Regions from separate parts of the Homo sapiens genome. Here all the other regions are linked to region 1. A link is a loop called in an ENCODE intact Hi-C map of the cell type or tissue named here. Cell type or tissue: mammary epithelial cell. All regions are shown on one strand. Links, peaks and the distances in the headings refer to the core of each region. The heading gives the core; the rest is flanking DNA.

Region 1 (9,784 bases), core at 4,785-9,784:
CATCCTCTTTAAAGGCCAATAACTCTTAGATTTGTCTTTTTGAGGCTATTTTCTAGATCCTGTAGACATGTTTCATTGTTTTTTATTCTTTATTCTTTTGTCTCCTCTGACTGTGTATTTTCAAGTAGCCTGTCTTCAAGCTCACTAATTCTTTCTTCTGCTTGATCAGTTCTGATGGTGAGAGACGCTGGTGCATTCTTCAGTAGCCAATTGCATTTTCCTACTCCGGAATGTCTGCTGGAGTCCTTTTAATTACTTTAGTATCTTTGTTAAATTTATCTGATAGGATTCTGAATTCCTTCTCTGTGTTTTCTTGAATTTCACTGAGTTTCCTCAAAGCAGCTATTTTGAATTATCTGTCTGAAAGGTCACATATCTCTGTCTCTCCAGATTGGTCACTGGTGACTTATTTAGTTCGTTTGGTGAGGTCATGTTTTCCGGGATGGTCTTGATGCTTGTAGATGCTCACTGGCATACGGGCATTGAAGAGTTAAGTATTTATTGTAGTTTTTGCAGTCTGAGCTTGTTTTTACCCATCTTTCTTGGGAAGGCTTCCCAGGCATTTGAAGGAACTTGAGTGTTGTGATCTAAGTTTTTGGTCACTGCATCCATATACGCATTAGGGGGCACCCCAAACCCAGTAATGCTGTGGCTCATACAGACTCACAGAGGTACTGCCTTGGCAGTCTTGAATAAGATCTGGAAGAGTTCTCTGGATTACCAGGCAGAGGCTCTTGTTCTCTTCTCTTACTTTCTCCCAAACAAATAGAGCCTCTTTGTCTGTGCCACGCTGCCTGGAGCTGGGGGAGGTGTGACACAGCACCTGTGTAGCTACTACCACTGAGACTGCACTGGGACAGATCCGAAGCCAGCACAGCACTGGGTCTCGCCTAAGCCTGTGGTAATCACTGCCTATGTTCGTCCAAGGCCCTAGTGCTCTACAATCAGCAGGTGGTAAAGCCAGCCAGGCTTGCGTCCTTTCCTTCAGGATGGTGAGCTCCTCTTGGCCCTGGGCAGGTCTAGAGATGCTCTCTGGGAGCCAGGGCCTGGAGTTGGAAACCTTAGGAATCTACCTGATGCTCTATTCCACTGCAGCTGAGCTAGCATCCAAGCCACAAGACAAAGTCCTTCCCACCCTTCCCTTCCCATTCCACAAGTAGAGGAGTCTCCCCCCATGGCTGCCATCATCCCAGGCCTGTGGTGAGTACAACTTGGCTACCACTGATATTCACTTAAGGCCTGAGAGCTCTTCAGTCAGCTTGTGGTGAATGATACCAAGCCTGAGATTTTCCCATCAGGGCAGTGGGCTATCCTCTGGCCCAGGGCAGGTCCAGAAATGTCAAGACCCATAGCAAGTATTGCCTGGGTATCATTGTGGATTATTCAGGGCCCAAGGGCTCTTTAGTAAGCAGGTGATGGATCCTGACAGGACTGGGTCCTTCCCTTCAAAACGGCAGTTTCCCTTCTGGCCCAAGGTGTATCTAGAAATGTTGTCTGGGAGCTAGGGCCTAGAATGGAGGCCTCAGGACTCTGCCTGGTGCCCTATCCTACTTTGGCCAAGCTAGTACCCAAGTTGCAAGACAAAGTCCTCTTTACTCTTCCCCCTCTTCTCCTTAAGTGGAGGAAAAGAATCTCTTCCAGAGCTGCTTGCTGCACTGCCTGGGGCTGGGGCGGGTGGGGGAGTGGTGCAAGCACTTTCTTGGCTTCCCTGGCTGGTGTCTCACTAGGTCATTTGCCCGGCAAATCCACTGGCTCCAAGCCCAGCACAGCACCAAGACTTGCCCAGGAACTGCAGTTCTTGTGGTCTAGGTTGTCTCTCAAGTTTACTTAGAACCCTAGAGCACTTTAGCCCACGATGGCGGGACTTGCTGGAACTCAAGTTCCAACTGCTGGGATGGGTGATTCCCCTCTGGCTAGGGCTGGTCTACATGCTCCCTCCATGGGTGCCAGCTGAGTTCTGCCTGGTGTTGCTTTCCACTGTGACCAGGCAGCATTGAGTTCTAACACAAAGTCCCACAGTCACTGTTTCTCTCCCACCCACAAGTGCAGATTATCTGTCTGCACCACAGGCTGCTGACGGGGAAACGAGGAGGGGATGGCACCAGCAACTCAGGACTATCTTTCCTACCCTCTTCAGTGCCTATTTCAGTGATATGAAGTTAAAACCAGGTACTGTGATCGCTCACCTGATTTTTGGTTTTTATGAAGGTGCTTTTTTGTTCACTTTGGTGTTCCTTTGGGAGGATGATCAGTGAAGGCTTCTACTCAGCCATCTTGCTCCGCCTCCATCTGTCTTCTTTTCTCTTTAACTTTTTGGTCTATTTTCTGGAAGTTTTACACAACTTGATATTTTAATATTTTATTGCATTTAAAATCTATGCTGTACTATTTTTACTTGTGAAGAACATTTTTTGTTCTTTAAATATTCCTTTTTAAGTAGTGATATTTACTTTTTGGATGTAATATATTTGATTTGTTTTCTGATAATATTAATTATGCTCTTTTTCCCCCTTTCTTTCTTTAAAGTGTCCTCCCTGCTTTGTATTTATTCCTTCTCAGTTTTCACCTACTCTTTGTTGGGGTAACTTTCAGGTAGAAACTTTCCTCAAAAGCCTGGTGATCCTTTGCTGGCTATTCATATTGAAGAGTGAGGCACTAAAAGCCTGATTAGGGGATCTGTCTTTGTGTGGAAAGGGCTCATTGACTGTGGGCCTCACTGTAGGGTGATGGAGCAGAAGTCCAGCTGGTTCACTGGGAACCCCAGATAGCAATATCTATAGGTTTTTGCCATTGGCTTGGTCAGTTTCCTCAGAGAGAAATTCTTTTGTCTCACGCCAGGAGGTTAGAGATTAACAGAAGCATTTTGGAGGCACAGTGTGGGAAGCTGTACAGATGTGAGAGGTCTCACTATTCAGAATGCCGTACCTGCCACCACAATCTCCTCTTCCCACCTGCAACTTCTGGGAACTATGAAACAGTTCTCCATGTTTATAATTTTGTCACTTACAGAAATTTTTTTAAGTGGAATCATGCAGTATACACCTTTTGGGATTGACTTTTACACTCAACATAATTCTCTGGAGATTGATCTAAGTTGTTAAGTGTATAAATAGTTTCCCTTTATTATAGTAGCATTACATGGTATGGACACATCACAGTTTATTTAACCACTCACCCATTGAAGGACGTCTGGGTTGTCTCCAGTTTTTTACTATTATGGGTAAAGCAGCTATAAACATCCATGTACAGATTTTTGTGTGAACATATGTTTTTGTTTCTCTTGGATAAATGCCCAGGAATGCAATTGCTGGGTTGTATGGTAGTTGCATGTTTAGTTTTTTATGAAACTCCCATTTTCCAGTATGACTGTTTCTGCGTTTTAAATAAAAACTTAGTTAAACATGGAAGTGTATGTTCAAAGTTCTTTTCCTTCTACTCTTTGAAGATGTTATTCCATTTCCCTGCATTGAATGTTGCTGTTGAGAAGTTAGATATCAATCTCACTCTTACTTCTTTGTAGGTGATCTTTTCCTCTCTGGAAGCTTATAGAACTTTACTTAAAATTTTTTTTCCAGGCTCTACATTAAGGACAAAAGAATTTCATTTTTGACTTTCAGACTTTTAAGATTCCACTGAAATGTATCTAGATGTGAATTTATACTTACAGACTTAGTTGGGAATGCAGTGGATTCTTTCCATATTAACATGCATTCTTTTGTATTATGGGAAATTCTTGGTTATTATTTTTTCAAATATTTTCTCTACTCTGTTTAGTCTTTTGGGGTTTCTAGTATATAGATCTATTGTTGCATTAAAAACTACCCTAAAACTTAATGGCTTAAAACAGTATTAAGCCTTTATTATCTTGTGCAATTTCTTGAGGTCAGGAATCTGGGGTGACTTAGCTGGGTGATTCTGGCTCAGAGTCTCTCAAAGTTGGAGTCAAGATGTTGGTCAAGGCTGCAATCATCTGAAGACTTGGCTGGTGTTAGAGAATCTGATTCCAGGATGGCTCACTCACATGACTGGCAAGTTGATGTTGGCAGTGGCCCTCAGTTCCTGCAAATGTGGACCTCTTTGTAGGATTGATTGGGTATCCCCCCAACATGGCAGTTGGCATACCCCTGAGCAAGGGATTTCAGAGAGAGTAAGAAGAAAGCCACATTGACATTTATGGTCTGGACTTGGAAACTACAATCTGTTAGTTCCTTAATATTCTACCAGTTACACAGGTCTGACCTAGTCAATGTTGTGAGGAGGTGGGTTGACTTCTACACAAGGAAGTGAATATCAGGAGATAGAGATCACTGAGGGCTGTCTTTGAAGCTGGCTACTATAGATCAGAACATTTCTTCTTTTCTATCTCCTGACTTGTCTTTCATTCTCATTTCTTTATCCCTTCCTGATGTCTTTTGGATGAGGTTCTCAACCAAGTCATTTAGCTCAGTAATTTCTCATTTAGCTGTATTCTCTCTGCTATTTAGCCTATGCCACTGGAGTGCAGTAATGCAATCATAGCTCACTGCAGCACTGAACTCCGGGCTCAAGTGATCCTCCATTCTCAGCCTCCCAAGTATCTAGAACCACAGGCATGCACCACCATGTCTGGCTCATTTTTGTATTTTTTTTGTAGAGACAGGGTCTATGTTGCCCAGGTTGGTCTCAAACTCCTGGCCTTAAGTGATCCTCCCACCTTGGTCTCGCAAAGCTCTGGGATTACAGGTATGAGCCACTGCACCTGGCCATCCCAAGTTATTTCAAAAACTAGTTTTTTTTTTTAAACATAAGTGTTGTATTATTTGTGCCTTATGCCCTGCAGGTGTATGCACATGAACATGTTTAAGGGGGTGGAGCGGGGGCAGGTAGCAGCTTGGGGGCAATAGCCAGCTCTTCCTCTACCTTCATTCCCAGGGCCGAGTACAGCCCCCAGCACACAGGAGATGCTGAGTAAACATGCATTGGGAGGAGAACAACATTAATAACAACACAGTGGTTATTGTCTTTTAAGTACTTGTTGTGTGTCCCTATAAACCTACAAGCACCCTCTGAGGTGGGCACTGACATTTCCATTCTGGAGGGACCTCAAGGCTGGAGAGGGGCTCTGGCAGAACTAAGTTCAGGTCTTTCTGCTCTGTTCTAGCCCTAAAATTGGGAGAATGGAATAGGAGAATGAGGAGGGCAGGACATCCATCCCTGAAAGAGGGGACCCGGTCAGTGCCCTAAAACCAAGGGTTCCAAGCAGTGTTCCCTGGGCCTCCCCATGTGCCTGGGAACAGAGGCCTGCAGCTTCTGCCACAAGACAAACATTGCTGGAAATCTGGGTGCTGGGGCTAGGCCAGCGTTTGCCTTTTCCTCCACGTCTCGGCAAAGCTACTCGAAAGTCTCTCATCCCCCAGCAGGAAAAGCATATGTTCTTTCCATATAGAGGAGAAATTGTTCCACCAGTGAGTAAGCCTCTTGGCTGCAGAGCCTGGCCCAGCCCGCAGAACACTGGACAGGAAGCTGGGCTGTGCTGGTTACCACTCCTGGAACTGGGACAGGGCTGGCTGACACCCTTGGAGACAACAATGGGCCTTCGGATGGGGCTGGGGGACAGTGGGGAAGCAGGGGCTGGGATGTGCCTGGAGACATTCAGTGGTTCAGGGTAGGAGGAACGTGAGTACACCCCTGAATAGAAGCCGCACTTTTCTCTATTCTGGCTGAGATGGGCTGGAAGAGGGGACGGAAAAGGGGACTGAGAGGGGCGGGGCAGCCTTTCCAATCCCCTCACTGGGTCAGCCCAGGAGTCTGGGTCTGAGTCAGAGGTGACTCAGGTGTGCTCAGAAAGGTGGGGCCGTGTTTTAGACTGTTATTTCCAGCTACCCAAAAAGTCTCTTTGATGCCTGCACGGTTAGGTGGCAGGCAGTGACTCTTGTCCCTGACACCTTAGTTCATCCTGCCAGTGTCGCAGGTCTTTCCACCAGCCTCAGCTGGATGGTGGATGCTGCTCTTTCCCTCAGCTCACCTGGGTCCTGCTTCTCTCTCCACCTTTTCCCCGTTTGTTAAGGACCCACTGAGAGCGGGGCTTGGGGAGTGTGGGGAGAGAAGGGACAAGGAAGCCAGGTTGTAGGAATGGGTAGGGGGGCAGCTGGCGGGGGGTAGAGGAGAAATCGGGAGGGGTTTCACATAAAAGGAAAACATTGAGAAAATGAGTACATTTAACCTGGAAAGTCAAAGACTCACGGGAGAGGATGGTGACATGAAAACCATTTGAAGATGTGTCACAGGTCACCTCATTAAAGTGGGATTGAATTTCTTGTGGGCGTGAGCTTGAGGGGGACAAACCTTGCTATGCCTAAATCCAGGGCCCCCACCCTCTGAGAAGTGCTTTTGAGAAGTTGATTTTCTGTCCTTGGACACATCCAGGCCAAGGGTAGATGACTCCCAGTCAGAAAGAGTCAGGTATCAGCTGGGAGGTGGACTGGAGTTTAGGTTTCAGACTGGTGGCCTGTGGGCCAGACACAGCCCTGACAATGTGCACAATGGCCAGCACTTGTGCATGGCCGCAGCAAGCTGGGGCTGAGTGGTAACTGCCTGCTCCAGCAAGACGTACACTCCCTGTTCCCCACAGCACAGCTGGTCTGTTTCAGTCATTTATTTTTCAGGACAGGCCCTTGAGACATTTTCATCTGTGACCCTTGGAATAGATGCCTGGAATACACCCACCTTTCTCTCTCTCTAGGTGTACCCTGTAGGCTCAGCTGGGGCAGCTGCAGGAGGAGGAAGTAGTACCTGCTAAGACGCAGGCCCTCCCATCGGCTCAGGGGACACCAGATAGCCTGAGCTGCCTGCCCTGACTGGGACCCCAGATAGGGCTCCCCGTGGGCTAGACATTACCACCTCAATAAACATCGCCTTTCCTTCTCCCATCCTCAAACCTCATCAGAATAAACCCCGCATTTGCTGGCATCGACTCCAATTGTGTTGAGGAGTCTAGAGGGGCAGCCCCAAGGCAGCTCTTGATTTTTAGATCAGTAGTGATGGATGCTGTTTATCAGCCCCTGCCCCTCCTGCCCCGGCCCCCCGCCCAGTGCTGGGCACCCTGCATACAGACTCTCAATCTTCTTTTCAGCCCTGCGTGGCAGGAAAGCCCATATGGTGGCTGCGGATACTGAGTGTCACAGAAGTAAGACACTTGCCCGCCATGACTCAAGCCAGAGCCTCAGCCCAGGTCAGCTGACTCTAAAGCTGGTGCTCTTTCTAGAGCTCTCGTTGCCTGTGTTTTACATGACTGCCGCACCTGCTGCTCTCCGGGGTCCTGCCTGCCTGGGAGTGGGGGTGGTGGGCACCTCCCCGGTTTTCTCTCCCCTCAGGGCATCTAAGCAAGTCGGGCTGGAAATTCCCTTTGAACTGCTCTGACTTCAGGAAACCTGGTTTGTCTCTCCTCTCAAGGAAGCCTGAAGCCATGGACAGAACCTTGGGCTGGGAGTCAGAAAGCCTGGGCTCACCTCCCAGGCCAGGCTGCATCATGCTCCAACCCCTCTCTGAGCCTTAGCATCTGTGGCTGAGTGAAGACTGCCTAGAGCATCCCTGGAGCAGCCCCCTAGGCATTTTTGAAGACACTGTCCCTCACACCTCATCCCAAAATGTTCATTATGCAGGTTCTGCCCTCGAAGCTTTCAGGAGGACAGACGGCCCACGGCCACCACCTGGTGGCCAGTCATAGCCAGACAAGGCCGACGCACCCAGCAGCCTTGAAGGCACGTAAGAAATCATAAAACTGCAGGGGGCTGGGTCATCACCTTGAAACCCTGTGGACAGGGTGGGAGAGAACCCTGTGAGAGTAGATTGCATCTCCCACCTCTTCCAGACACGGGAGGGGGCCCTCCAGCTTCCCAGAGGTCAGTGGCTCAGATGGGAGGCATTGCCATCCTAGGACAGCTGAGGGGAAAAAAACACTTGAGTTTGGGGATCAGGCAGGTCTGGATTGAAATCTCTTGGGTTCTTAACCTTGGTCGAGTCCCTCATCTGTGCAGTGGGCCATTTGGGACCCATCTTGCCGGGCTGTGGACCTCTCTGCATGAACAGGCAGCCAAGGGAGGCGGCATGGGGAGAGGCTGGACCTGTGACTGAGTGCACCTTGGTGGCGCCCAGCCCTGGGGCCAGCTCTCAACTGTGGCTGCACATCCTAACACCTGATGCTTAGGCAGTGCTTCTCTCATAGCATGGCCCCCGGGCCAGCAGCAGCGGGGAACTTGTTAGAATGGGGAACTTGCACATTCTCGAGCTCCACCGCAACCCACTGCATCTGAAACTCTGGGGGTGGACCCAGCACCTGCCAGGTGATGCAGTTGCTCACTGTAGTGTGACAGCACCGTGTTCAGGTGCTGGGATGGTTGAGAAAGCACTGCAGGTGACTCAAAAACCCTAGGACCAGAATCACCTGTGGAGGTTAAAAAAAGGAACAGCTTGGCCAGGTGCGGTGGTGGCTCACGCCTGTAATCCCAGCACTTTGGGAGGCCGAGGTGGGGTGGATCACTTGAGGTCAGGAGTTTGAGACCAGCCTGGCCAACATGGCGAAACCTCATCTTTACTGAAAATGCAAAAATTAGCCAGGTGTGATGGCACATGACTGTAATCCTAGCTACTTGAGAAGCTGAGGCAGGAGAATCGCTTGGACCCAGGAGGTGGAGATTGCAGTGAGCTGAGATCCAGTCACTGCACTCTAGCCTGGGTGACAGAGTGAGACTCCATCTCAAAAAAAAAAATTGCTTGGACACCATTCCAATGATTTTTATTTAGTGGAAGCACTAAATTATTAATTATTATTAAAATAACAAGAATTCTGCCGTTGATTCTAGCGATCAGGGACAGCTCTGGTCCAGACCCTCCTCCCCATACAGGATGCCCTCCCCTCAGAGAGCCGAGCCCCGAAACAGAGTGCGGTGACTCTTCCTGGGGTGCCCTAGATGTGCAGGCAGTCCAGGGAAGAACAATTACTTATCGACACCTGGTGGGTGCTTAAGCTAGGACAGGCATGGTGCTGGGGGCTTTGCCTGCAACATCTCACAAATACCCTACGAGTTGCTAGAATTCTCATTTTACAGATGGAGAAACTGAGAAGTTCAGTAAACCACCTTAGGTCAAACAGCTACTAAATGACAAAGAGGATTCCAACCTACTTCTCTCTGACTCCACAGTTTGTTACCTTTCCTTCCTCATTTTACAAATAGGAGGGGTGACTTGCTCAAGGTTGCCGGGGTGGCACCCTTGACATTTCCTGTACCTTTGCTTCAAAGCCCACAAATGCTGTGGCACCAACTCAAGAGGAGCTGAATGCCACCCCAGGAAATAATGCCACCTCTCTGGGCATAAATGCACCAGGAATAGGGCTGGGATGCAACAGCAAAGGGTGGGATTAGTAATTAAGCCACATGCTACTTAGATTTCCAAGCCACATTTTGGACCCACAGGATTCAAGATATTAAGGAAATTGATACTTGCCCACCTCCCCAGCATAAGACTTCATTCCCTCCTAACATCACACAGAAATGGGTCCTGTCTACTGTTAACCCAGCTTGGAGAGAAGAATAAGAAGAGGACCCAGTGATGGCGTAGAGAAAATATAGAGCCACTTTACTATTAAAAATGTATTTTCCAAAAGCAAGGTAGTTGCTGTCCCAAAAAGCCGAAAGCCTCTAGTCCCTGCGGAACGGGCTGGATGGGGCTTCAGTCTGACACAGCCAGGCGGGGCAGCCCTCGGCGGGCTCGGATTCTCTGGGAGATTTGATAGAGCTCCATCGTT
Region 2 (10,036 bases), core at 2,802-7,801, 150 kb before region 1:
AGGATTTTAAGCCCTACCTGGTGGGGTCTCCCCTTGCCCCTTGGCCTGGGTGCAGCTGCTGTATTCCTGCTGCAGGCTCAACCTGGGCCCGTGCCTAGATTAGCATCTTTTTAGGCTCAAGTCCCTCCATCTGCTTTAGGAAAAAAAAGCTTCACGGTCAAATTCAGTTTGAAAAACTTGGTGATTTCCAAGGTCCATCAGCATTTTGAGAAGCCCTGCAGGGAAGAGACCCAAAATTAACTAGGGTTAATTTTGTTCATCCTTGACTTTCTCTGAGGGATGAGATCCTTTTCACCTACAAAGCCTGTTGCTGGCCTTGGAAGGCGTGTTCTATACAAACCACCTTGGAGAACCAAGGGAGGAAGGGCCCCTGTCTCAGGCAGGGAAGTGAAGACAGGAGAAGCTGGCCATGACCTTCTCACTCCCCTAAAGGACAAACTGGGGGCAGTGGCTGTAGTCCTGCCCTTGGGGAAGGAAGAGAGCAAGTGGCCCAAGAGGCAGGGCTAGAGAGAAGATCTTAGAACCAAATACACTCTGAGGAACTGTTTTGGGCTTTAAACTAGGAGTTGACAAACTAGACCACAATGGAATCACCTGGGGCAATTTTGAAAACCACAGATTCCCCGCCTCCAAGCCCCCATCTCACTGAAGCAGAATCTCTTGGAGCACATTAGGGCTTCAGCCACCCGTATTTTTGAAAAGCTCCTTAGATGCAGCTAATTTTAGGGACTGAAGGCTAACTCTAATGACACCTCCAGGCCTCCTTTTCAGTGTCTTGTGACGTTGAAAAACATTTACTACATTCCTGCCTGAGTCATCCTAGAATCCAGGCTTCCCCTGAGCCATCTGGATATGCAGGTCAAAGGGAGATGGGCTGGAGGGGAGACAGGGAGCATCTGCTTGGGGAGGGATGGAGTGAGGGGAGGGTCAGGCCAAGGGTCCAGACTTTGCTGGGAAAAATCCCCTACACAGGACCCGAGGCGGCGGCTGAGGCGAGAAGGCCAGGTTTTCTGAGGGAGATGGGAGGCTGAACTCTGACTTGCCTTACACGTTTCTCTTCTAGAGGTTTTTTTTTCCCCCCAAAATTAGCCCTGGAAACAGCGAGGACATGGAGGGACAGAGCCAGAAGGTGTCCCAAGGGTGGACAATGGGTAACCCAAGGACCAAATCTGTTTAGAGTTGGGTTCTGATTGGATGTCACAGCATTGCTGTGATCTGACGCTTCCCTTTACTGGCTGGAATGGGACCTGCGTGGTGTGAAGGGAGGAGCCTCAGAAGCCTGGGTGCAAGAGCAGCCTGTGAACCCCCATCCAAGTGTCCTCCGCTCTCTGGGACTCAGCCTCCCCCTCTGCATAATGAAGAAGACGCTGTGGTGACCCATGAATCCCTTTCTGCTCCAGTGTTTCATGACTCTGTAAAATAGAAGTTCAGGAAAGCTTGACAGTTTACCCAAATCCACCCCTTTGGCTAGTGGCTTTTAGTTAGGCCTTACTTTATCATGACTTCAACTCCATTTTACAGATAGGAAAGTGGAGGTATTCAATGACATGCCTGCATTGAGATAAATCTCCAGGGTCCTGATCCTCATTTGGTCCTCTTTTCAGTAGCTGGGCTCACCTCAGCTCTGGAGAACCCCCACCCCTCTACCTCCCACTCCCCATGGGGATGCCCCTGTGGGGCTGTCACGGTGCAGCTGCTGTATCTGCAGTGCTCTCTGGAGGATGCAGCTGCCCGGTGCTGCAACCTGATGCAGCACGTTCTGGGAACCAGAGGTCCCTGCATCTTGCAAAGGATGGAGGAGTGACAAAGTGAAGGATTGCCCAACTGGGTATTCTTGGTGCTCTCTTTGTCAAGAACTGAAAGGAATTTATAGTACTATGGTTCATTCAACTAGTCTGTTGTATGTGCCTGGCCCTGGGTTAGGGACAGGGCACACCAGACACCAAAGGTGCCTGCATCGGCTTCAAGGCACCCCCACAGGCCTCCTTCGGAGGTCCTCACTGGATCTTGGCCCATGAGGGCAGGCTTAGCATCTCCGTGTTATAAATAAAGAACCTGAGGCTGAGAGGTGAAGCAGTTTCCCCTAGGTCATATGGCCATCAGTGCCCAGTCCATGTGACTCCAAGTGCAGTGCTCCTCCCACCACACACACTGGAGGGAGATGCTCACACCACCCACTGCCCCTCCCCCAAGCAGAGGGAATACTATGGCAACCCTGCCCCAAAGAGCAGCCTTCTTTGGCTTCCTGATCACACGTGTGGATGCTGTAATTTTCCATAGTGGGGACTTTAAAAGCCTCAAATATACTAATAACAGTTGCCATTTTATTGTATGTCTAATTTGTGCCAGGTCCTTTATTTGCTTTCAAACCTTCACAACTGTACCATGAGTCCATCTCACGGAAACAGAAACGCAGTGAGGCTCAGAGAGGATAACTGACTTACCCAAGGGGATACAGCTAGGATTTCAACCTCAGTCTGGGCCACCAAAGCCCACATTTTTTCTAATTTACCATGGGGGCTCGGACTTTTCTTTTCCTTTTCATTTATTGTCCCCTCTGCACTGCCTACCTAACTTTCCTTCTTGTCCTATCCCCTCTTTTCCAGTTGCCATGCCCAGTTGGGCATGGCCTGGCCCATGAACTAAATGAAGGTCTGCAGCAGGGTGTCTCAGCCTTGGGACTATTGACATTTTGGGCCAGATAATTCTCTATTGTGCATGTATGTGGGCGGGGGCTGTGCTGTACACTGTAAGATGTTTCACAGTACCCCTGGCTCTATCCATGAGACGCTAGCAGCAAGCACCTCAGTCTCCAGTGGTGACAACAAAAAATGTCTCCAGACATGGCCAAATGTTCCCCGGGGAAGGAGGGCAAAATAGCCCCAGGTGACAGCCACTGCTGTATAGAAATGAGGGGTCAGGTTCAGGTTGGTTACAGTCCGTCTTCCCCATTAGACTGTAAGTAGGTGGAGGGCAGGAAGAGTGAGTTGATTTATTCACTGCTATGTTATCCATGCCTAGCACAGTGCCTGGCATGTAGCAAGTGCTGCTGAAAGAATGAATGAATGATCTCTGGGAACACGACATATTCTGTGATGAGAACCTGAAGGTCTAGATCCCAGTCCAGATTCTTACCAACCTGCTCTGGGGCAGCAGCCTGGGGCATATCCTTCCCCTCTTTGGGCCTAGGTCCCTTTTGCGATCTCTTAAATGAGGACCATCACAGGCCTGGAAGGCCCTGGGCATCTGTGATCTGGGGACTGCCAGAGACCAGGGAGCTGAGGGAGGCTGTCTCCCAGGTCAGGCATTGCAGATCTGCCATGTCCTGTGTTTCTCCTTCTTACCCTCACCCCTCCAGTCAAATCAATTACAGAAAGACAGGCACCCCCGCCCCCACATACACCAAAATAGTGACCTACACAGAAGAGGTGGCTCCTTTTTTGAGTGTGTATCTTAAGAGGAAAAACATGTAACCTCAAAGGTAACCAAATATCCAAATCGTGATGCCCAGCATCACACACCCCAAATCCACCTATTCATGAGTTTAACAAAAAGCTTCTTTAGGATACACTGTAAGGCCATTGAGAGGGAGAGAAGTCACCTCTCACAGGCCTGGCCAGCCCGCAGGGCCCGCCCTGCCAGCATGCACACACACACACACACACACACACACACACACACACACTCCACCACTTATAAGGAGGCTCTGAGTTTTTAAAAGTAAACTCCACCGTTTCCGTTCTTGCCCTGGATTCAACTTTTGAAAAAAGAAACCGTTTTACCGTTTTCTCTACAAATTCCCCCTCTCTGGTCCTCCTCTCGCCTGCACTCCCGCTCCTTCTCCAGCCCTCCCCTTGTTCTGCCGGCCTCCCAGTGGCCCTTCTTCAACTGCGTCCAGGGGCCCAGACTCCCTCGCAGGGATGGCTGTGTCCTGTTGGATCTGGGGGAAGGGGAGCTGCCACTCCCAAAGTAGCTGTCACAGAAACGGGCCCTTCATCCCATTGAAGGGGCTTCCTTTAAGTTATCAGGGCGGCAGTGCGGCTACCATCAGGACACGAAGCATGGCCACGAGGCCAGGCCGTTGACAGCAGGAGAGGAAGGCTCCTGTTCCCAAGATGTGCTCCTGATCCCCTTTCCCAGGGCAGCTGCTGGCCTGTCCCCTCCCCTGCTCTACTTATAAGCAGACCTTCCTCCATGCCCTGCTTCCTCTCTGACTCTGGGTCCTCTTCCTTGAACTTGCCTTTCCCCAACTCCAGCTTCCACCTCAGCTGCCTTGACTCCCCAGCACTTGGTGCAGTGGCAGCAAGGATGCCCCAGCACCTGCCACCTAGGGCCACAATGCTGAAATTTCTGAGACAGAAACATCATTGGGACCAATATAGTAAAAAAAAAATTAAATAAAAATATATGCAAATATCAAATTTGTATATATTTGCATATATACATTTATATTATAAACATACATACCCTTATAGAGGGCTTCAAAATAAATAACAGAAACAAAAGTTTCCAGAAACAGTACTTACCTTTGCTACATAGGAGGCACTATGAGATTATCTGGTATTTCCTATTTTATTAAGAACCCCGCTAAATTGATCTCACAACCTGCAGTTGGACAAATCTGGTGCTAGACATCCCTGCAGCAGCAGAGACAGACTCAAAGTGGGACTCTAGGCAGGGTCTCATGGGCTTCCTTTGGCTCAGCTGAGGTCCTCCTAAGGGCCCAATAAGAAGGGTCTTGGGAGGAACCCAGTTCTAGAAGGAATCATTAAAAAGAAATTCACTGGCTGGGCATGGTGGCTCACGCCTGAATCCTAGCATTTTGGGAGGCTGAGGCAGGCGATCACCTGAGGTCAGAAGTTCGAGACCAGCCTGGCCAACATGGTGAAATCTCGTCTGTACTACAAATACAAAAATTAGCCGGGCGTGGTGGTACACAAGTAACCCCAGCTACTTGGGAGGCTGAGGCACAAGAATCACTTGAACCTGGGAGGCGGAGGTTGCAGTGAGCCAACATTGGGCCACTGCACTCTAGCCTGGATAACAGAGCAAGACTCCCATCTTAAAAAAAAAAAAAAAATTCACACCAAAAGTTAGGACACACAGTCTCTTATCAAGAGAAAACATTTGAAATTTTTGCTATCCATAACTTGGGGTTTGTGACCCACAAGGGGGCTTAGGAGCTGTTAGAGGAGAGGAATTAAAGTTTGTGGTGCTTGCTGAGAGCTGGACAAGGCACCCACTTTATGTCTTTTAATCTTCACAAAAATCTCTTATCGGAGGATTTTCTCCCCTTTTTAGAGAAGAGGAAATGAAGCCTCTGGGAGGCTCAGTACCCTTATCAAAGCCATGTAGCCAGCGAGTGGCTGAGCTGGAATTTGAATCCCAGTCTTCCTTGCATGCAGGCTGTCCACCCTCCTGGCTCTTGCCGACTGTCTCAGGAGGTGAGCTCTCTCTTGGAGCTCCCTCTCTAATTGGGGAGGGGGCATAAGAGGAGGAGAACGCTCTGCCTTGGCATGCAGGGGTGAGTGGCTGCCTGGGATTGGGCGTGTGGGTGTGAGAGAGATGGGGAACAGGGGCAAGAGGTGTGCCTGGGTGTGTGGAGGGCTTCCGAACATTAAACAAAATATTCCCTTTTAAGTATGATTGTCAGTGAATATTCTAGAAAAAGAAAAACATTCATTTACTACTAGAATTAAGAATGATAATAGTAATATTAATAATATGAAACAGTTACTGAGTACTTGCCCAGTGCCAGGCACTACGCTAAGCCCTTTGCTTGGGTCATCTCATATCTGCTGTTTATTGAGTACCCGCTGTGGGCCAGCATTGAGCACAGAGCCTGGCACCTAGGTGGCGCTCAGCAGATATTGGAGAATGAATGAAAATACCAGGCACAGCACTAGAAACTACACGTAAGAATATCTAAATTAAACACAGCTCAAGGTAACCTGTGGAATTCCAGCATCTCTCCAAGAGATATCTTCTTCCTTTGGACAATTCCTTCTTCTGAAACTTTTTATACTGGGGAGATCTACTATTCTGCAATCTTTCTTTCAGGTTAGAACCTCTCCTCCCCACTGCCGCTCAATGCTTCCTCCCCCAACGAGCTTCAGGGTTTTCTTCCCCATTGCCTTTCCATTTCCTGCAGTTTCTCCCTGGAGCCTGTGATTGACAAGCCAACACTCCTAAACCGTATCTTCATAGTGCCTCCAAACCCACCTTGCCCAGGGTGCATGAGCAACCTGATTGCTCCTTGTCCATGGCAACCCAGGACAAGAAAGAGAGATAAGGATTAGAACCCAAGAATTCTGGACTCTTAAATCAGGACGAGGGACCGACTATGGCCTCAGAAAACCTGGATTCTAGTTCTGCCCTTGACCCTAAGTCACAGTTCAACCTTCAGAAATTCATTGCACCTTTCTGGGTCCACTTGCCCTCCTCTTCAGACGAGGTGGGTGAATTTTCAAGGTCCAGAGTCCCCTCTAAACTGTCAGACACCCACCCACTGCAGCACCCAGGACCCCAAAACACCGTGCTAACCCAATTCAGCTTTGTATTTTCCTCCTGGCAGCCAGCCCCACAGAACCAGAATTTACACATCAGTCAACATGCTGGAACTCCAGCTTCTTCATGGTGAAACCCTAGTAGGATCCTGTCAGAACCCAGCTCATGACTGAAAGGAGGATAATGATGGAAAAGTTTGGGTTGGATCCTGTCTCACAACCAGAGACAAGCCCCCACCCCCGCAGCTTGCTCTGCCCAGAGTGTGGTTCAGTTGACATACTGACAGCCTCCAACCCAGCCCCAGGGTTGGAAAGGGCTCCTGCTCCACCAGCATTGGCTTCGTTTGAAGAGGAACCCACAGACGGAAAAACCGCTCGTGGTCGTGTGTCCTCAACTCCCCTCCCCTTTCTTCCTTGAGAAATGCCCCTTCTTGGTTGGACACCCGTGTGTTCAGGGCACTGCTCTCCTCTCCCCTGCTGGCAGTTCAGTAGCTCTGTCCCAGGTTCTGCCACTCTCCCCTGGGCAGACTCTTCAGGCACTCTGGTCCCTGGAGTAAGCCAAGTGGCCAAGGATGGACTATCTAGCCTCGGCTTAGGACCCGCTGTGTCCCTGACATAGTGTCCATATGATTTCATTTATTCTTCCAGACCCCGCGAAGGCCTTTTCCCTCTCAGCTGACAGACGGCAGGCCAAGGCTCAGGAAGGTGAAGCACACCTTCCAGCTCAAAAGTAGCACCTCGGGGATTTGAACCCACATTCCCTTGACTCTGAAGCTGCTACTCTGTCAACCATGGGTCTTTCCAGACCCTAGGATTTAAAATCACCTAGGTGTTTGGAGAAAAGGCTCCCTTGTTCCTTCATCCTGGCGGACTAGGAGACAAGTGCCCCTCCTCACGTGTTCCTTTGCCCCATTCACTGAGTCTGCAACAGCCAAAAAGTTTGCTCAACTCCACCGCGGACGCAGCCGGTGGATGTGCTGCGCCCCCGGCACACATAGCTCTAGGGCGGAGACCAAGGCAGTGCAGCCCCCAGCCCCGGGGCGTGCAGTCTCAGTCCCGTTCCTGGCTCGCCGGGCGCCCTGGGAGAGCCTCGCTCTGGAGGGAAGGAGACAGTTACCTTGAAGAGTTGGACTCCCTTCTCCAAGAACTTCAGTCCCACACACCTGGCGAGGCAGCTGGGGGCTCCTGGGGCCGGGAGGCCCGGGTCTCGCTGCGTAGCGAGGGAGACGCTCTGCGCGGGCGCTGCGCACCCCTCCTCCTGCCGGCGTCCTGTCCGCAGGTCCCCTCGGGCTGTGGCCGCAGCGGCAACTGCTGGGTTGCGGAGTCCTGGCTGGCTGAGGGAATGGACACTGAAAGGTGCCCGGAGACCCTGGCACCCGCGTCAGACGCCGGCCGGCGAGGGTGCTGAGAGAGAGAGACCTTGAGCAGCGCTGCGCGCGTCCTCAGCTCTGCGAGCCCCCTCTGGAGCGGCGGGGAGGTAGGTGGGCGGGCGGGCGGGCATGGCGCGCTGTGACACATACATAGGGACGGGCGGGGGAGGGGAGGGCCCGTGAGGGGTGGGGGCGGGAGGGGGCGAGCGCAAAGGGAAACCCCACCCCCAGGGACCGAGGGGCGGCCGACAGGGGGAGGGGAAGGCAGAGGCGTCTGGAGCGCGCTGGACCCTGGCTCCGGACCGGCGCGCCGATGGGGAAGCCGGCCTGCGCTCAGGGCGGGAGAGGAGCGCTCCCCGGGGCGGCGCGGACCCGGCAGCTCCGGGGCTGGCGGGAGGAAGGCGGCGCGAGAAGGGCTGGAGGGCCCGCATCTGCATTGCGGTCGGCAGCTCCGCAGTCGGAGGGGCCCAGGAGGGCTGCACCCTCAGAGAATCCCCAAGTGCCCGGACTCTGAGGCCGCCGCGGCGGGACAGGGCTCCCGGGCGCCCGGCGGGGTTCTGCAGCTGAGGCTGGCCACGACGCGATCTAAGGAGGGTGCAGCCCGCTACTGTCGGCCACGATTTGGAACGACCCTCACCGAGGAGCTGGCTGAAAGTTTTTTTGGGGGTGGCGTACACCGGGATGGCAGGGGATGGTGGAGAGGGGGAGGTAAGGCGTCAGCGGGGAGGCTCACGGGGAGCTGCGAGTCTCTGGGTCTTCAAATTCCCCGGGAGAGACCAAGGACATCTCATATGAAGCAGGAATTCTCCAGTGTCTCTACAGTACTCTTTAATACCGTTTTCAGGAAAAGGAGAAAAAGAACTAGCAGCTTTTGAATCCCTCCTATGAGCCCGTTGTGTAACATACATTAACATTTCATTTAATTTTTCCAAAGAGCCCAACAAGGTAAATATGGCAACTTCCCACCTGCCCCTAACCAAAGATGTGAAAACTGAGGCTCAGAAAGTGGTGGAGATCCCTCTTGAAGGTGGGACTGAGTTCGAGTCCCAGGTCTTGTGCTCTCTGCTACACAGGCTGCTGGTTGAGCCACAGCACCTTCGGAGGACTCAAGCTGGCTGGTGACCTTCAGAGTTCTTGTGGAGGAAGCTGGTGGTGCTTCACACCAGGATGTGGTGGCCACAGTCAGGATGGTGGTGGAAGCTTCCTGACCCTCTCATTGGGCAAGAAGAGGAAGAAGTGGAATCTTTCGGGACTCCCCACTACAGAGATAATAGACCACACTTTAATCAGTTCCTTGATGAAAAGGAACTGAAGTGCCTCGGTTTCCCCAGGGCGACTCCACTGGAATTATGTGGTTATTTTACTGGCCATCTCTGCCTGGGGGCGGGACTGGCCCTGGCCCAGCACATGCTCTGTGAGCCGCCTGTCTCTCCCCTGTCCAGGGCAGTGAAGCCCCGTCGGAGGGAGCATAGTGCCCACTCTATCCACCCACCTCTCAGAGCAATGGCTAAAGTGTTCCAGTGGTTGGCCATTCTTGATTTCACCCTTTTTCTACCTGAGCGTATTGAGTCAGGTCTGTAAGTCTTGAAGCATTTAGGACACAGACAAAATGCTGGTGACCGAAGCCCCTTAGGGGGTGATAGTGGCTTCTCTCACAGATAAAGAAATGAGATGAGGCCGGGCGCAGTGGCTCACGCCTGTAATCCCAGCACTTTGGGAGGCCGAGGCGGGCGGATCACGAGGTCAGGAGATGGAGACCATCCTGGCTAACACGGTGAAACCCCATCTCTACTAAAAATACAAAAAAATTAGCCGGGCGTGGCGGCGGGCGCCTGTAGTCCCAGCTACTCAGGAGGCTGAGGCAGGAGAATGGCGTGAACCCGGGAGGCGGAGCTTGCAGTGAGCTGAGACGGCGCCACTGCACTCCAGGCTGGGCGACAGAGCAAGACTCCGTCTCAAAAAAAAAAAAAGAGATGAAATCTTAATAGTTACTGGCCTCAATGCCTGGAACAGGGAGAAATGACCCTCTGGGAAAAAAACAGTCCCTGAAATTCCAACGAGGTCATGGATTCTCATGCCTGTGTTTACCTGATGCCTTGTGGGAGAACAAATTGCTCTCATTTGTAAAATGGGTTCATGTCAACATTCATCCTAGGGCAG
Region 3 (10,036 bases), core at 390-5,389, 180 kb before region 1:
TCCTTGGCCCCTCCCTTGGGCCCAGGGTGGCTCCCACCAGGGGTATGGTGTCCCCGTAGGAGGATGGACCCATGCAGGCCCTGGATGTGGCCTGGGCCCACTTGGAGGGGAAATTCTGGGCATCCTGGGACCCCAGAATGTGCTCTAAAGGGGAAGTGCAGATTTGGGCAGACACATTGGCCCTGCTGACTCCCCTTCCTTTGGAGAGGGTTGAGGCTGGAGGATGGCCAGTGGGGGCCTCTAAAATACACAGCCAAGAGCAGAGTCCTCTCTTGTCTGGGCCTGGGGAAGACATACCTTCCCTTCTGGGGTCAAGCCCATCCTGGGGTCAGTGGAAGTTTTGCTCATTTGGTCCAATGCTGGATTAGCAGTAGACCCAGTGCCTTCCACATGCACGAGACCAGGCTGGGGCTTCCCGAGGATGGTTTGCAGAAAAGGCAAAGACCTGTCTGATTCCCTGGGGCTTTTCTCTGGCTGTCTCCCAAGTGACCTTTCTTCTTTGGTGCTCCAGCCGATCCTCCCTCAATGGTCCTTTCTCCACTGGTTTGTCTATGTCCTGCCCCTCCGGCAAGCTCAGTGCGCAGCAGTCCTCACTGAGATCCATGGAGGGAAGGAGGGCACCTGCCGGGAGCTCTCCCTGCCAGCTGTCGGGGCTTGAGGGCAGTCAGGAGCAGTGTTATCTGAGCAAGGCTCCTGCAAGAGTGTGCCCGCGCATGGGTGCTATCCCATCACAGTTATGCATGCATCAACAGGGGAAGGGTGGGGCCAGGAAAAGTCCAGGAAAGGGGAAATTATATCCCTGGGACCAGTAGCACCAGGTTCAGTACCCAGTACTCAAACCCACTACTCATGCCTACTGAATACGTGAAACATGTATAGGAATGTCCTCACCTGAAGTTTCTACAGTGACAGCTGCAGTGATGACCCTCAGAGTCACGAAAACCCAGAGTAAAGTGGTCATAGTTCACCTGGAAGAGGGGAGGCAGAGGCGTTATTTAGACAGTGAAGGCATGGTGAGGTCAAGCAGAGTCATGTGACATATGATGCAAAGTGATAATTCCACACCCAAGGACCTGGAATCATCTCCAGAGAAGGAGGCTGCACGTGGTTTGTGAGATATTTTCTTAAAAAATCCTTCCCTCACAAAACCTTCACAGGTTTCTCAGTTTAATTCCGGGCATTAGGCTAATAAACCTAACCTCCCATCTTTCAGCCAGTGAAGTCTCATCTGAATGAGTTCCTGTGATGGTTAATTGTATGAGTCAACCTGACTGGGCCGGGGCAACCAGACATTTGGCCAAGCATTGTGCTGGGTGTGTCTGTGAGGGTGTTTCTGGATGAGATTGACATTGGAATTGGTAGATTGAATAAAGCAGATGGTCCTCCCTAATGTGGGAGGGTCTAGTCCAATCAGTTGAAGACTGAATAGAGAGAAAAGACTGACCTGTCCTGAGAAAGAGAGAATTCTTTGTGCTGGATGGCCTTTGAGCTAGAACATTGCTTTTTCTTCCCTTTGGACTTGAATTGAAACATCTGCTCTTCCTAGGTCTCAAGCTTACTGACTTTCAAACTGAAACTACTCCAATCATTTCATTTAGGTCTCAAGCCTTCAAACTTGGACTAGAATTACACCACCAGGTCTCCTGGTCTAGCTTACCAACTTATCATGCAGACCTTGGGACTTGCCAGCCTCTATAATTGCATGAACCCATTCCTTATAATAATTCTCTCTCTCTCTGTCTCTCGTGTGTGTGTGTGTGTATGTGTGTGTCTGTGTGCGTATGTGTGTGTCTGTGTGCATGTGTCCTATTGGTTTGTTTCCTTGGAGAACCCTGACTAACACAGTCCTTCAGGCCCAGAGAAGTGATGAGTTGCTCAACATCCCTAATGAAACTTGGGCCTGCCACCAACTTCAAATCCAGAGATCACGTGTGTTTTAGAATGGACTAGCCTCCAAGGTTTCAGGCAAGGTTTAGGGGCCTGGTTCATGTCAGGGAAAAGATGTTCACCTAGAGAGCTCTTGAGGAGGTTATGGGATGAACGGATTAATATTTTAGGAGAGAAATTAGACCTAGGAAGCTGTAGCTCTCCTGCTAGATCAATGACTTCATGTGGATTAGAAAGACAAACCTTCCTTATCGTCATCTGCTGTAAAGCTGTCATAATAAGTACACAGGTCTGTGACAACCGCAGTGTAAAGGTGCACAATTGGAACCCTGACTCCAGCATAGGTGGACCCAAGAAGACCCAAGAGAATGTACAGGAGACCCACCAGAGCAGTGCTCTCAACCTCAGCTGCACACTGAAATCACCTGGGCTTCAGCCTGGACCTCAGGATTTTTAGAGCTTGGAAGGTTCTAAGGTGCAGCCAAGATGGAGCACCGCTGGCCTAGAACACGTGCAGTCCCATTACAGACACCTCCTGTGACCTTCCCTCCACGGTGCATGCCTGGTGATGTTCCCCGAGTTGTTCTGTTGGATGGACTTGCATCAGCACCTACCCTCCCCTTTTGGTTTAAGAAGTGCTTGCATCACAGAGGGAGGGAACCTTGGAGCGGATGGAGGATCTGGGACTAAAGAAAAGATTGGAGATTTCAGCAACTCTCGCCCGTGGCATTCCCAGACTTTTGCTCTATCAGAGTCCAGTGGCCCAGCAGGTGTCGCTCTTGGCTCAGTCACCGCCGGCTGGGGCTGGATGGATTTGGGGATGAGGGGGGCACCCCAGGAGTCCCTAGGCTCAGGAGGGGTGTTGGGAGGGCACTGGTGTTCCCATCCAGGAATGCCAGGGGCAGGGGCAGGGTGGGCCCAGGACTCCGAGTGACCCTTTCTTCCTGTTGATTGAGTGTGTCATCTTTCTACCACCTATGCTACATATACGAGTCACCCCAGAAATGAAAGGGCTGTCTGTGGGTGCTGCTGGGGGTATGGCGTGAATGCATGAGGCACGTCATCCTCACACTGGAGAAAGTCTGGAAAATCCCAAAGTTCTGAGAAGTAGCCCCTGTGTCTCCTTAGGGATTTTTCTACCTAGATGCTGCCTTTTAAAGAAAAGTCTCTGGCTGCAGGCTGTGGCACCATGAGGGGCTCTGGTTCAAGCCCCATGTGACGAGTTGCGGCTGGGAAATAGTTCCCCAGAAGGCAGAGGGCAAAGTGTCTTCTCCACTCTGGGGAGGGGTCTAGACTTTCCGGCTCCTCTCTTCCCAGAGCCTTAGGGATTCGTGTTCAGACACAAGGCCCGCCTGTTCTTCCCTCAGAACACCCTTCATTGGGAGGTTGTGTGTATGTTTTCGGAGCTGTGTTTCTTCCCTCACTCTCTGAACAAGCTGGACATTGTCCGGGGGTGTAGGAGTGCTCTGTGGGGCTTGGACGGCTTGATTTCTCTCCCTGGCCTAAACCAGGAAATGGGAAGGAATGAAAAGAGGTGGGGAGGAGAGTGGGGGTAGGGGGATAGGGGTGGAGTGGGCAGAGAAACTAATTTTATTTCTTTTTTTTTTTTAAAGACAAACTTTGGGATAGAAATATCGCAATAAATATGCTCTTGTGTTTGTGTGTGTTTTCTCAGCTGTAAAGAAAATAGGGAGAAATTCCATTCTGTCTGGCTTCCAAGTGTCTCCAGGACTCACTGAGCCTTTTATGCGAGAAGACTGACTTTGGCAGCCCTGAGTCCCAGCACGGCCCTGTCAACAGGGAGGCCTTTCTCCATGGGAAGCTGAATTAGGTGCTGACAGGGCGACAGCATAGGTGAGGCAGAGGAAGGGGACGGGGAGCCTGAAATGAAGTGGAGAGGGGAGCTTGGGGAGCAGGAAGGGGATGCTGGGTGAAGGCCGGGTGAGAGTCATGTGGTTTGGGTTCATCACCAGGGAATTGACTTTCTCAGAGAGCATTATGTGGAGATTTGGTAGGGGAAAGTGAGGTGCTTTTAGCTTGAGCTGAGGCTATGTGTCTGTGTGAGCATGCGTGCATGTGTCCAGGTTGCAGACAAGGAAACCTTCACCTCCTCATCAGCCAGACTCTACCCCATGGTTGTCTACCTGGCCAAGGTCTTGGCCTGGATTCCATCAAATTATGGGATTGAACAGGCAGCTCACCCACTCTCCCTGAATGCATCTTCCAGCAACATGTGCAGTGGAGACCCCTCCTCGACGTGGGTGGACGCCTACTGCTTAATAATCTAGGACCTGCCCCACGGCTGTTTCAAAGACTGAGTGAGATAATGTGACTGCCATCATCCCTCCTCCAGGCCGGACACTGTTTCTTTGGCTCTGCACCCAGCACAGGCTCTGGCACTCAGCAAGCATCCATCAGTGTAACTTTCCTCCCACCTCCCTGGTTGTCAGGCCTGAGTGAGCCTCTCAGAACTGGGGGATTGGAAGAGAGTTTAGTGGTTGTAGAGAGGCTTCCTGTCCCAGGATGAGGGTTGGACCAGATGACTTTCCATAAATAATAAAACTGCATTCATTTCAAACACAACATTATCATACTACCAAATATTTGGAAAATAGGACAATGGGGAAAAAAATGACCATCATCTACAATCCGAATCCTCATTATTAGTGTTTTGATAGTTTGCCTTCTAGTCATCCAGGCTGGAGTGCAGTGGCATGATCTTGGCTCACTGCAACCTCTGCCTCCCAGGTTCAAGCAATTGTCCTGCCTCAACCATCGAGTAGTTGAGACTACAGGTGTGTGCCACCATACCTGGCTAATTTTTGTATTTTTTGGTAGAGACATGGTTTCACCATGTTGGGCAGGCTGGTCTCGAACTCCTGTCCTCAAGTGATCCACCCACTTTGGCCTCCCAAAGTGCTGGGATTACAGGTGTGAGCCATGGTACCTGGCCATTCTAGTCTTTTTTTTTTTTTTTAAGGTATCTACTTGTGTTTTTCTGTAATTGCAATCTTTTTGCATGCTATTTGTCTTTTCCACATAATACAATGGACCACACAACTTCTTTTTTTTCATTCCTTCACTACTGACGATCATGATGCTTTACAATAATGACCTCCCTGGCATGAATCCTGTATATACAGCTCAGCCAGGTGGTCTTTGGCCTCTGATTGCATGTTAGGTGCTCATTCCATCACAAGGTGGCCCATTCCTTGGCTGAGCAGCTCCAATTGTACTCAAGAACTTTCAAGATTGAGTCAAAATGGCTCAGCCACATTATAATTTACATCCAAGAGTTCCACCATCAGAAGCCACCCAAAACACATCCCCTCCTCTTTCATGGGACTCATGGTGAATCTTCAGAGGTCCAATCTGCTTCCTGCCTGCTGTTCCTCCATGGAGACATTCCTGGCCCCTCCAACCAACGCTTCCTCCTGTGGCGGCCTTCTGGACCTCTCTTTACCCCCTGGAGCCACAGAAGGTCTAAGCTGTGAGAGACCTTAGTGAACATCAAGCCTAACTTCTTCATTTTACAGATGAAGAAACTGAGGCCCAAGGAGGAGGCTGAGTTGCTCAAGGCCATATGGTAGGTTGGAAGTGGAGCCCAAACCAGAACTCAGTGCCAGGGGGCCTGGCCCTCATAATTCCCAGCATTAATGAACTTCACAAGGTAGCTGCTGTGTCTGTCTTGTTCCCCACTGTCTCCCTGGCACCCAATGTAGTGTGTGGCACAAAGAGAGGAAATTGCTGAATGAATGAATGGACAAATGGCAGCCCGTACGTCTTAGAAGTGATCTCCTTCAACCCTAGGCCTTGGGGGGCGGAGGGCTGAGGATGGGACTGGAGGCTCACATGTGATGAGCACCTAGGTGGTGCCCAGCCAAATGAGGTAGACCCCTTCACATTCAGTAAGTCTCAGGTAGAGACACGCTGCTTCCTTGTGATGTGCATGGCTGTATTGATTAATGATAGCGCTTTAGTGCAGCATGTGATTTTGGGAAGGTCACAGGCCATGTGCGGCCCAGAGGAGGAACAATCAGGGTCACCCCTTCCCAGGGCTCCAAGGAGAACCAGTGTTATGCTACAGCCAATTGGCACCAGCCGGCCAGAGTCCATTTTATGCATCTCTTTCAAATTTTGTGTTCGGTGACATCACACTGGTAGTTTGAAACTGGTTATGATGGATATCAGCAGACACTATCAACGAGGTGAGACTTCTTCTTTTTCTTTTTCTTTCTTTTCCTTTTTGAGAGTGGATTTACCAGCATACTACTGGACGTAACTACAGCCATGGGCCACATAACATTTCAGTCAACAACAAACTGTACCTACGATGATGGTCCTGTAAGATTCTAATGGGGCTGACAAACGCCGATCACCTGGTGATCACCTGGTGATGCTGCAGCCGTTGTAGCGTCATAGTGCAATTACTTTATTTATTTTTACAAATTTAGTGTAGCCTAAGTGTACAGTGTCTATAAAGCCTACACCAGTGTACAATAATGCACTAGGCCTTCGCATTCACTCACCACTCAGTCACTCACCCATCCAGAGCAACTTCCAGTCCTGCAAGCTCTGTTCATGGTAAATGCCCTATAGGTGTACCATTGTTTATCTTTTATACAGGATTTTTACTGTATCTTTTATAGGTTTAGATAGGTTTAGATACACAGAGGGAAGTATTTGTGTATACACAAAGGCAAGTATTTGTGTATCTAAACCTATCTACACATACAAAAGGTACAGTAAAAATACAGTATTCAGTACAGTAACATGCTGTATGGGTGTGTCACCTAGGAGCACTAGGTTATACCATATGGCCTAGGAGTGTAGTAGGCTGTACCATCCAGGTTTGTGTAAGTACACTTTAGTGGAGGGGTCTCCACTGCACATGTTGCTGGATGACAAAATTGCCTAAGAATGCATTTCTCAGAACGCATCCCTGTTAAATGTTGCATGACTATAATAGTAAATAAAGAAACGGGCTGGGGAAGGATAATGAGCACTTTTCTTTCCTTTGAATGAAGCCTCATTCTCCATTCATTGTGCTGTCCTCCATGTGTCCCTGGGGACATTGAGGCTGGCCCTAAAACCAAGGCCAGTTTGCCAGCCCTAGGGTATGGTCAGGAAATGTTCATCTCCATGTCACCTCCCCTGGCCCAGCGTGAGTCCACATCAGTGTAGACTCAGCAAATGTTTGCTGGCTACGTGAACGCCCACCCTCCTCTCCCAGATCCTGCAGGCCTCCTCCCTGAAACCTCACCAGGCCTTGGCCCTGGGTTGTATTCCCCCCAGCTATGACTTTCTACACACTGTTTAGCACCCAATTTTTCTTCTGTTGTTTTATGTGTGCTAACTCTGTCTCATCACGCAGACTGTGACCTCCTAGAGTTTGAAAATCAAGTCTTAAATGAAAACAAAATCCCTTTATGCTAACTCACACAGTACCAGGAATAACACAAAATGGTATTTGACACCTCCTTGTTAGATGAGTAAGTAGACGTTGGGGTTTGGTAGACTGGTAGACCAGTAAGATTTGCCTGCGACCAGGTGGCTCTGTGTCCCTGACTTAAGTCCTAGAAGATGGATTCGAAAGGACCAAGGTGCCCCATTCCTGTAGTCACCAGTCACCAGCACATCACTTATTTGCAGCCTAATCTCCCAATAGCACCTTTTCTCTTGTCACTCGCTCATGAACAAGATCATCCTGATAGCTGTGCATAAACGCAGTAGCATATGCACTCGAGGCTGGGATTTCAAACCCAGCATAGGGAAAAGGCCAGGGACCCTACACCAAGAGCATATCTGGCCAGAGTCACCCCAACTGCAGCTGTTAACTTCCCACATATTCTAAACAGACGTGGTGGGATGGTATAGAAACGGGAAGCCAGGAAGCTGATTTCAGTCCCAGCTCTGTCCTAACTCACCAGGAAACTCATGTAAGGCCTCAGTTTACAGTTTTCCCTTCTGTAAATTGGGATCATCATGCAAGCATCACCCCCAGGGAAATTGTGAAGGTAATTTTTGTAGCTGCCAATACTCTTTTGATATTTCCTCCTCTTTCTCTTCTCCCCACCTTCTTCAACACCTTGTCTTTTTCCGTATCTTTGATTTCCTTTTTCCAAATTTGTTACTTGCTCTGTCATCACTGAAGCATCTTAAATCAAATTCCATGTGTTTTTCTCCATTCCGGGCAAGTGTGTAGGTCCTGTGAAACAGACAGTTGGCAGCAGGGTGGGGAGTGCTGGAGATAAACCCTTCAAGGCCATACTTTTGTCTAGGATTGGCCTTGAGCAGCTCTGTGCTAAGACAGAGGGGCCCAGTGAAGGGAAAGAAAGGTTTTTCCTTGGAGTTGCTTCTAGCCTAGTGAGTGCAGACAAACCTGTATCCAGAGATAGCAGACATGAGTGAGTCGGCTCTGGGTCCTAACCTTGGCCCTGACTAAAATGGCTGCCTGACCCGGAGCCTCGGATTTTCCATCTCTGAAATGGGGGCAGGTGGGAGAATTAACTCTGGAGTTCCCTGAGATTCCAAATGCCAGCTCCACGCAGTGCAGAGAAGAGTTCCACCTTTTTAACTTCTGGGAACAGAAGGAACTGCATCTCCACCCTCTCAGCCTCCCTCATGGCCAGGGACCTGCTCATTGCTTGCTGTTCTGCTGCAACATCCAGGGCAATGCACAAGGGTTTCGCTTGCCTATTGAGCACATTCTCTGGGAAGGTCCAGCCTATTCAGAAAGATGCCCCCATGCCCTCACTGTGCTAGGGACGAAAAGGCAGAAAGGAGAGTTGTGAGGTTGGGAGGGTGGTGCACACATCTAACAGAAGTGAGGGGAGGCTCTCTGGGGAGCAAAAAAAAAGGCTCGGGTAGTGGAGCTGCGAGAAAAGAAAATAAGAAACCGAGAAATGACACCACGGAGAGTGTCATACCTGCAGGTTATACTTGTTACCTGACTGCCGATGTGGCATGGGTCTTATCCCCTGGCAGTGCCCTATTTGAATCTGGGGCTAGGGTCTGGCCCTGTCCTTTCACTCCCTTCTTTTGCTCACACAGTTCCATTCCTTCAAAAAACACCCTCTCTTTAGCTCTATGTCTGACCTATTCCCACCTTCCTTGAGGCCCCATGCAAATGCCACCGCCTGGAAACCTCCCCCAGCCTGAAACGCTCTCCTGTCTGCCTGTGTCCTTTGTCATTTCTTGTTGTTATGACCAACTTATTAGCAGACTCATCTTGGCTTGTGGCTTCTTTCCCACTTTTGTTTCAAACTACTAGGCCAACCACTTAAGGGATGTGTGCATGGGTGGGTGCGATGGCCAGGGTGGGAGCAGGCCCTGGTGCAACAGAAAGAGCATGATTGGGAGTCAGACAGATGTGGCTGAATCGCAGCTCTGACACTTTCCTGTGAGCATATGACCTTGGCTCAATTATTTAACCTCTCGAGGCTCAATTTCCTTACCTCTAAAGTGCTGATTAGATAGGATCTATCAAATAGCATAGGACGCTGTAGGACTTAAATGAGAGATGCTGAGTTGGCCTCCTTTCTCAAGGTTTGTCTGGCTGGTTCCTCCCTCACTGAGGAGCAAGAACACCTGCATTGTGTATGCCCCTCACTGCATTTCAACTAATATGGATACACCAAGCACCTACTATGGGCACTGAGGTCAGTTTCTGCACAAAGTAGCCACCCAACTAATGGGTGCTAGCCTGATAAAAAGTGCCACTCACATGCAATTTGCATCTATATCGAATTTAAATGATGGTCCAAGTGAATGGGGCACTGAGGTCAGTTTCTGCACAAAGTAGCCACCCAACTAATGGGTGCTAGCCTGATAAGAAACACCACCCACATACAATTTGCATCTGTATCTAATTTAAATGATGCTGTAAGTGAATGGTCATTTGTTCTGCAGTGACAGCAAACAATGGGGCCCCCCACCCCACCAACTATTTTAGCCTAGGGATCATTCCTCTATTCACCCCAGGACTAGGATGTGAGTTCAAATAAAACTGTGGACTGTAAAGGAAGAGCCTAATCTGCCACTGCCGTCTCCACGGCTTGCCACAGAGCTCTTGGAGCTTCTCTGTGGTCAGGGAGGGCAGTCACCCCCTCTCTATCTTCAGGCAACAGTGGGCATTTTATAGCCAGAA

What was found. Peaks named below come from ENCODE experiments on the same cell type or tissue, not always from the same donor. Only the 100,000 strongest peaks of a DNase experiment are listed, where the experiment ranks them.
Region 2: a loop joins it to region 1, with 17 times the contacts of the local background. A loop is called at or near these places in 4 of 110 quality-filtered maps.
Region 3: a loop joins it to region 1, with 29 times the contacts of the local background. A loop is called at or near these places in 82 of 110 quality-filtered maps.

The regions. Positions count from the first base shown.
Region 1 is chr15:88,655,456-88,665,239 of GRCh38, reverse strand. ISG20 (interferon stimulated exonuclease gene 20) reads right to left here. Exons shown (of 4, transcript NM_002201.6): 4 at 8,757-9,784. The coding sequence ends at 9,709. Among named protein-coding and RNA genes, the nearest start is that of ISG20, 21 kb to the right of the region's middle. RefSeq lists an enhancer at 8,214-8,263. In mammary epithelial cell, for the core only: a CTCF peak has its summit at 7,689 (motif pointing left); DNase peaks (open chromatin) are centred at 5,489, 5,809 and 7,669; H3K27ac peaks cover 1,070 bases.
Region 2 is chr15:88,801,397-88,811,432 of GRCh38, reverse strand. It overlaps ACAN (aggrecan), which reads right to left and starts at 7,997. Exons shown (of 19, transcript NM_001369268.1): 1 at 7,624-7,997. It overlaps LOC105370960 (a long non-coding RNA gene), which reads left to right and starts at 7,915. Exons shown (of 3, transcript XR_001751648.1): 1 at 7,915-7,983. In mammary epithelial cell, for the core only: a CTCF peak has its summit at 5,854; no DNase peak of the experiment used is centred there; H3K27me3 peaks cover 1,318 bases.
Region 3 is chr15:88,827,132-88,837,167 of GRCh38, reverse strand. It overlaps ACAN (aggrecan), which reads right to left. Exons shown (of 19, transcript NM_001369268.1): 2 at 892-968. The coding sequence starts at 961. Among named protein-coding and RNA genes, the nearest start is that of ACAN, 29 kb to the right of the region's middle. In mammary epithelial cell, for the core only: a CTCF peak has its summit at 2,650 (motif pointing right); DNase peaks (open chromatin) are centred at 1,287 and 2,897; H3K27ac peaks cover 778 bases.